2 separate regions of the Homo sapiens genome follow, and region 1 is linked to region 2. The links are chromatin contacts, found by Hi-C or POLR2A ChIA-PET in ENCODE. All regions are on one chromosome and are shown on one strand. Each heading gives the region's core, a stretch centred on a gene start or an enhancer-like site at or near the end of the contact. The rest is flanking DNA. Distances are from core to core; before and after follow the strand shown. Region 1 overlaps PAX8 (paired box 8). Region 2 holds the start of PSD4 (pleckstrin and Sec7 domain containing 4).

Evidence for each region. A loop is a pair of places that touch in the nucleus more often than their neighbours do. ChIA-PET counts read pairs that join two places held with the same protein, here RNA polymerase II (POLR2A). Pooled maps may share reads with other maps.
Region 1: a pooled map shows a loop between it and region 2 (2.6-fold over the local background). The contact joins the enhancer-like site here to the promoter of PSD4 in region 2. A Hi-C loop is called at or near these places in 5 of 50 pooled maps. POLR2A ChIA-PET finds 5 or more read pairs at or near these places in 9 of 52 experiments (CD4-positive, alpha-beta T cell, CD4-positive, alpha-beta memory T cell, GM12878 and 6 more).

What each region holds. Positions count from the first base shown.
Region 1 is chr2:113,249,986-113,252,685 of GRCh38, forward strand. The region is part of intron 2 of PAX8 (paired box 8); the gene reads right to left. It overlaps PAX8-AS1 (PAX8 antisense RNA 1), which reads left to right. Exons shown (of 6, transcript NR_015377.2): 2 at 782-921. Among named protein-coding and RNA genes, the nearest start is that of PAX8-AS1, 15 kb to the left of the region's middle. Within about 2 kb of position 1,271, at least 3 of the 41 ENCODE cell types and tissues checked have a DNase peak (open chromatin) inside an H3K27ac peak, as active enhancers do; they include CD4-positive, alpha-beta T cell, where a contact is called at or near this core.
Region 2 is chr2:113,172,543-113,175,254 of GRCh38, forward strand. PSD4 (pleckstrin and Sec7 domain containing 4) reads left to right here and starts at 1,429. Exons shown (of 17, transcript NM_012455.3): 1 at 1,429-1,512. The region is part of intron 1 of LOC124907872 (a long non-coding RNA gene); the gene reads right to left. RefSeq lists enhancers at 1-271, 272-772, 1,002-1,071, 1,122-1,291, 1,912-2,001.

The DNA.
Region 1 (2,700 bases), core at 21-2,520, 77 kb after region 2:
GGCTGGGTGTGGTGGCTCACGCCTGTAATCCCAGCACTTTGGGAGGCCGAGGTGGGTGGATCACGAGGTCAGGAGATCCAGACCATCCTGGCTAACATGGTGAAACCCCGTCTCTACTAAAAATACCAAAAATTAGCCGGGCATGGTGGCAGACGCCTGTAGTCCCAGCTACTCAGGAGGCTGAGGCAGGAGAATGGCATGAACCCGCAAGGCAGAGCTTGCAGTGAGCCAAGATCACACCACTGCACTCCAGCCTGGGTGACAGAGCAAGACTCCATCTCAAAAAAAAAAAAAAAAAAGAAGATAGGGGGACCAGGATGGAGAAGTGTTTATTTAGATAAACAAATCTTGCTATAAATGTAACGTTTTTCTAATTTGTAATATTCCCATGGTTGAATGTTATGACCCAATCTTGGGAGTAGGACTAGGACTAGGGAGTGTTTTCTCAAACTTCAGTGTGCATCAGAATCACTTGGCAGTGAGGGTTATTAAAATACAGAGTACTGAGCACAATGCCCTAAGTTTCTGAATCAGTAGGTCTGGGATTGAACTAAGAATTTATGTTTCTAAGAAGTTTCCACATGGTGCTAATGCTGCTAGGCCAGGGTCACACTTTGAAAACCACTGGTTTAGGCCAGGTGATGGCTGGTAAATTAAGCGTAAGAGAATAACTCTTCATACTCCTCCAACATTCTTCTGACAATAATAATGATTGTTTGTATATTATGGTTTTCATTTCTTTTCAACTCAAGACATTGACCAAGTGCCTATCATGACTCAGGTACAAAGCACTGGGAATACAACCTTGAACAAGACAAGAATCCTGGCCTTCAAGGAACTTCGAACCTTTTGGGGGATATGATAAGACACATTAGGAATCACCATGTTAATGGTTATCTTTCTTGAAGGATATAAGTCCAGGTGCTTGGGGAGACCCGTAAGTGGTTAGAGGGAAGCTGCAAGGAAGAGTATCTAGGAGGTAACTAGGTGAAGAATTTTCTTCAGGGGGAAAGAAATCCATGCATAAAGTCTTGGTGCCTTCAAGAAATTGAAAGACATTTAGTGTGGCTGTAGGACAGGCAGGAAAGAGAATTTGGAAAGAGCCTGCTGGCTGCAGATGGAGATGGCCCCTATGGTTTGAAGTTTTAAGCTGAGTCTCTGCAATGGAAAGACCTTTGTCTTTCCTGTGTCCGGTGTGGGGGAGTGGACTCTTCTGGGTGAGTCACCACCAAATGCCCAGAGGTGGGTGCAGACTTCCTTCCTGCACTGGGGTTGGGGGGACGATTGGCGCCCACTGTGCTGACCACCTCTTCATGCAGCTGCAGGTGGGGTGGGCTTTGAGGCCGGAAGCCAAAAATGAGTAGGAGCCTCCTGGTTGGGCGGGAAGTGGGGTGAGGGGGGAAGGTGTGGCCCAGGAAGAGGTTTGAAGCCTCATAAGCAAAGACTCTTTGTATGTCTGGAGGATTGTGAGTGGGGAGGTGGGGTGGGTATGGGGGAGGAAGACAAGACCGCCTGGCCGGATGCAAGCAGGTTCCTGAGTGAAAGGTACTCAGACGGGAAATGCAAGCTTTCCTGGGGTCAGAGAGGACTTATCGTACAGTAAAGGGATTGGAGCTCAGCAAAGGTCTAGGTGAAGCTTGCTGTCCAGAAACATATCCTTTTGAAAAGTGACCATTCAGGGAGGTCTTAGGACTTTGTTGGTAATTTCTTCATCCTTTATAGAGCTCTGAGTAGTTGGGATGGCAGAAAGAAAACAGAGACACTTATTGACCAAAATTCTTGTTATATGCACCAATATCCAAACCCTTAAGATGTGGAAATCCTTTCTCCATGTTCCTATAGTCCTTTGCACAAATTCCTATCATAGCACTGACTGCATTGAACAGTAACTTTCTCTATTTGAGTTTCTTTATGAGTTACTCAAAGGCAGGGGCCCTGTCTTTGTCTACTGTAATTAGTGTTTTCTTATATACAAGTGATAGAAAAATGGTTTACATTGGTTATGGTTGTTGCATGGATTCCCATGATTCTGCATGGTGGGACCCCCAAATCCCATGCTTCAGTACTTTCCTCTTTATCCTTTTGCTTTATCTTTTGCGGCTCTGCCCAGTCCTAAAGTGGCAATGGCTCAATGTGGTGTTCTGCAAAAATTTCCACTTAACTATCTGGGGCTTTTTGCTTTAGTCCCATAGAGTGTCAAGGTGATAGCTGAGCCTTGGCAGGGCTATAGTGAGAGGTGCAGTGGCCTCTTTGGGTGCCTTTCAAATCATGCCAGGCCTATACGCCTTCCACAAAGGAAAGGCCTTGTCCATGCGAATCAGTCCCTGGCATTCTCAGCTTGGTGTTGTTGCCTTCCCCAGCTGCTCACTTGCAGGTCTGTGATCTCCATGTGCCACCTCCCAGCTAATCCTCTTGGCTTGGTGCCTTTCTGGAGTAAAGGCCAGGGTCTGTGCCTCCAACTGCTCCTGAAGAAAGTGTCCCAGGGCCATGGAATCCCAGTGTCCAAAGTCTGCACACTGGATCATGCCAGCACACATGAGGTTATGGGTTACCTGGACACATGAGACCCTTGGACTGGGTAAAAGAGGCTGGCATGCTGGAAAGCAGCATCCTGCATCTGCTGTTACCCCCAACTTGCTGCATGACCCTTGGTTACCTCTGTGCCTTACACTTGTCTTCCTAAGGGAAACTGTAGCCGAA
Region 2 (2,712 bases), core at 179-2,678:
CCTACCTCCCACTTTCATCATGGCCTGGAGCTCCAGGTTTGAAGGAGGATTCTTAGCCGCCTCTGAATGTTGCTGCCACAGCACAGCCCACCCCAGCCTTTGGCCCACGCCACAGCTCCACCTCCCTTTCTCTTCCCCACCCTGCTCTGTATCACACGTGCATGTGGGTGGGTGACCTGCCCAAAGGTTTGAGCTCTCTCTACCTGCTCCCGTCTCTGCTATCAGGACTCTTGCCAGCGCTTCACCCAGTCTCAGGCTGCATAGGGCAGCGGTGCTGTGTGCCCACATGGGGAGGAGGCCATTTGGGCCCCAGAAGTGGAGAGTCTCGGGATCTGGGGCACGCAGAGTGTGGTGGAGAAGCAGGGTGCACGGGCTCCATGTTGGTATGTTCCTGTGGACTCTGTACCCTGCAGGGAGGGGTGCGGCTGTAGGTGAGCTAGAGCCCGACCCTCTCAACTCTGGGTCAGGGTGGCTGGTCCCCACTGCTGTGTGGACATGCAAGTGAGGGAGTCTCTGGGTCAGCTGGAATCATGAAGACGAGAGTTCAGGGAGGGTGGGAGTGGTGGAGCCTCAGCAGAGAAGTTGACGGTCATTGATGTTGAGGAAGTAGATTGTGTGGAGGGAGGAGAATGGCATGGTGTTTGCGCTCCCCACCAGCCTCACTTACACTTGTGGACACTGCGGCCGGTGTCCTGAGGACGTGTGTTGGGAATTCAGCCACGGGGAATGGAGGTCCCTTGGTTCATATAGTCACAGGCTCTGTATTCTAACCCCAGCTTTGTAATTTTCCAGCTGTGCAACCCTGGGCAGTGGCTTAGCATCTCTGAGCTTGCCTCCAGATCCGGATCTGTATGATGGGGTTATTAATGCTTCATAAAGTAGGTGTGAGGAGGGATTGAGGTACTATTGGGAGAAACTTTGTAACTAAAAGGCAATTGTATCATTTGCATTATTACCAGTGACATGAGACATAGTCACACAAAAATTGAAATGTCATTTGTTTTAAAACCAGAAATTGCCCAACTTAGGGCCCTCCTGTCTCTCACTGGGTGCCCTGCAGGGGACCAAGAGCCAGAGCAAGACTGAGAACCTGGGGCAGAAGCGCAGGGAGGAAGGAGGTGGGGCCTGCTTACCAACCAGGCCTCGGCCCCTTCCCCTTTCAATCCCAGGCCCCTGCATGGCAGGGAGAGGCCAGTTCCACCATGGCAGGTTCTTTCTAGGCTGGTGTGCAGGGTGGGGGCCTCCAAGGAGCAGGGGCATGGGGAAAGGGGCTGCAGGCGCTGGGCCTAGGAAGAGAGGCTCTTATCTTGTGGGCAGGAAGTGTGAGGTGTTGAGCAGCTAGGGAACCCTGGGGAGGCGGCGGGGAGCAGGAGGGGTGTGTGTTGTGGTGAGGAGGAGCGGAAGTCGGAAGCTCCAGCCGTCACAGCCACATTCACTGGGCAAGCCGACTGTGAGCCAGGAAGTGCTCTTGGGGAGCCCAGGCCAAGCCATCCATTCTTGGGTCCTTTGGAGGTGAGCTAAGTGGGTCTGCCTAGGTTGGGGCTGGTGGAACCTGTGGGAGCAGGGAATGTGGAGAGTCACATGTGGGTCCTTGTGGCAGGGGCTGGGGCAGGTGGGCAGGGGAGAGGCGAGGGCTCTGGCAGTGCCGTGTGCACCTGCCATGAGCCTGGGCTAGGCTAGGCCCCTCCTTCCCCCTTCCTGCTCTGTGTCCCGTCCCCCTCCTCCCTCAGCCTACCCCTCCTCATCTGACCCTTCTCTGATTCCCTGCCCTGGCCCCACGGACCTCTGTTGTTTCCCTTCCCTGGCTCCCCGCAGAGCCTCTGGAGGTCTGCAATAGTGAAGGGTGAAGGAAGCTCCTTGCTAATCCTCTTGTGAGTGTCACTGCGTCCCCAGTGACTGCTCTGGCTGAGTACCCAGTGGGGGCTTTTGTGGCCAAAGGTCCCAAGTGATTCTCGACCCTAGACTCTGGAGAGAGGGAGTCTGGAAGGCCTGGGTTTGGGGTGGGGGTGGCTCTGGGTGTGGTTGCTGCAGGAGCTCAGAGTCAACTTGGCCATCAGGGGGCTCCCAGCTTCATCTTGCCTTCCAGGACCATCCTGGAGAAGCTCGAGGAGAGGTAAGGGGACCCTCCTTACTGGTTTAGCTCTGGCTTAGGCCTGTTGTCCTGATGGGCAACAGGAACCACTGAACTCTCAAAGTGTGCCTGTGTAGGAAACTAAGGCCCACTGTAGTCATTATTGTTATAGTGAAGGTAGCTGCATGGAGGGAAAGTCCCCTGACACTGCCATTCCCCCCTTATTCCAGGGCCTAAAATTCCACAGTTGAAGTCACTCCTCTGCTAGAATGCAGGGAAGGGTGGCCTGTCATTAGCTGATGATAAATACTCCTCCGTTCATTGGACCTTGGACCAGCTTTAAAAAGTGGTCCCCAAGCAGGCCTGTCTCCCAGCTGCCTAGGACTCTAGAGCATCCCGTGGCCCCCTCCTCCTACAGACAAGGAACCGCCTAGCATGGGGATCAGAACACAGGCTGCTGAGCTCTTTGTTGGGGAAGGGGGAGAGACCCACAGAAGGGGTGAGGGATGTGGGGTGAGAGGACCCAGGGAGGAGAGGCCCAGCCTGGCCCCAGCCCCCTAGGGGTCTTTGTCCTCCCCAGGCAGCAGCTGTACTGGGTCCCCTTTGTCATTCTGTCCCTACCCCCGTGATCTCTCCCCTGG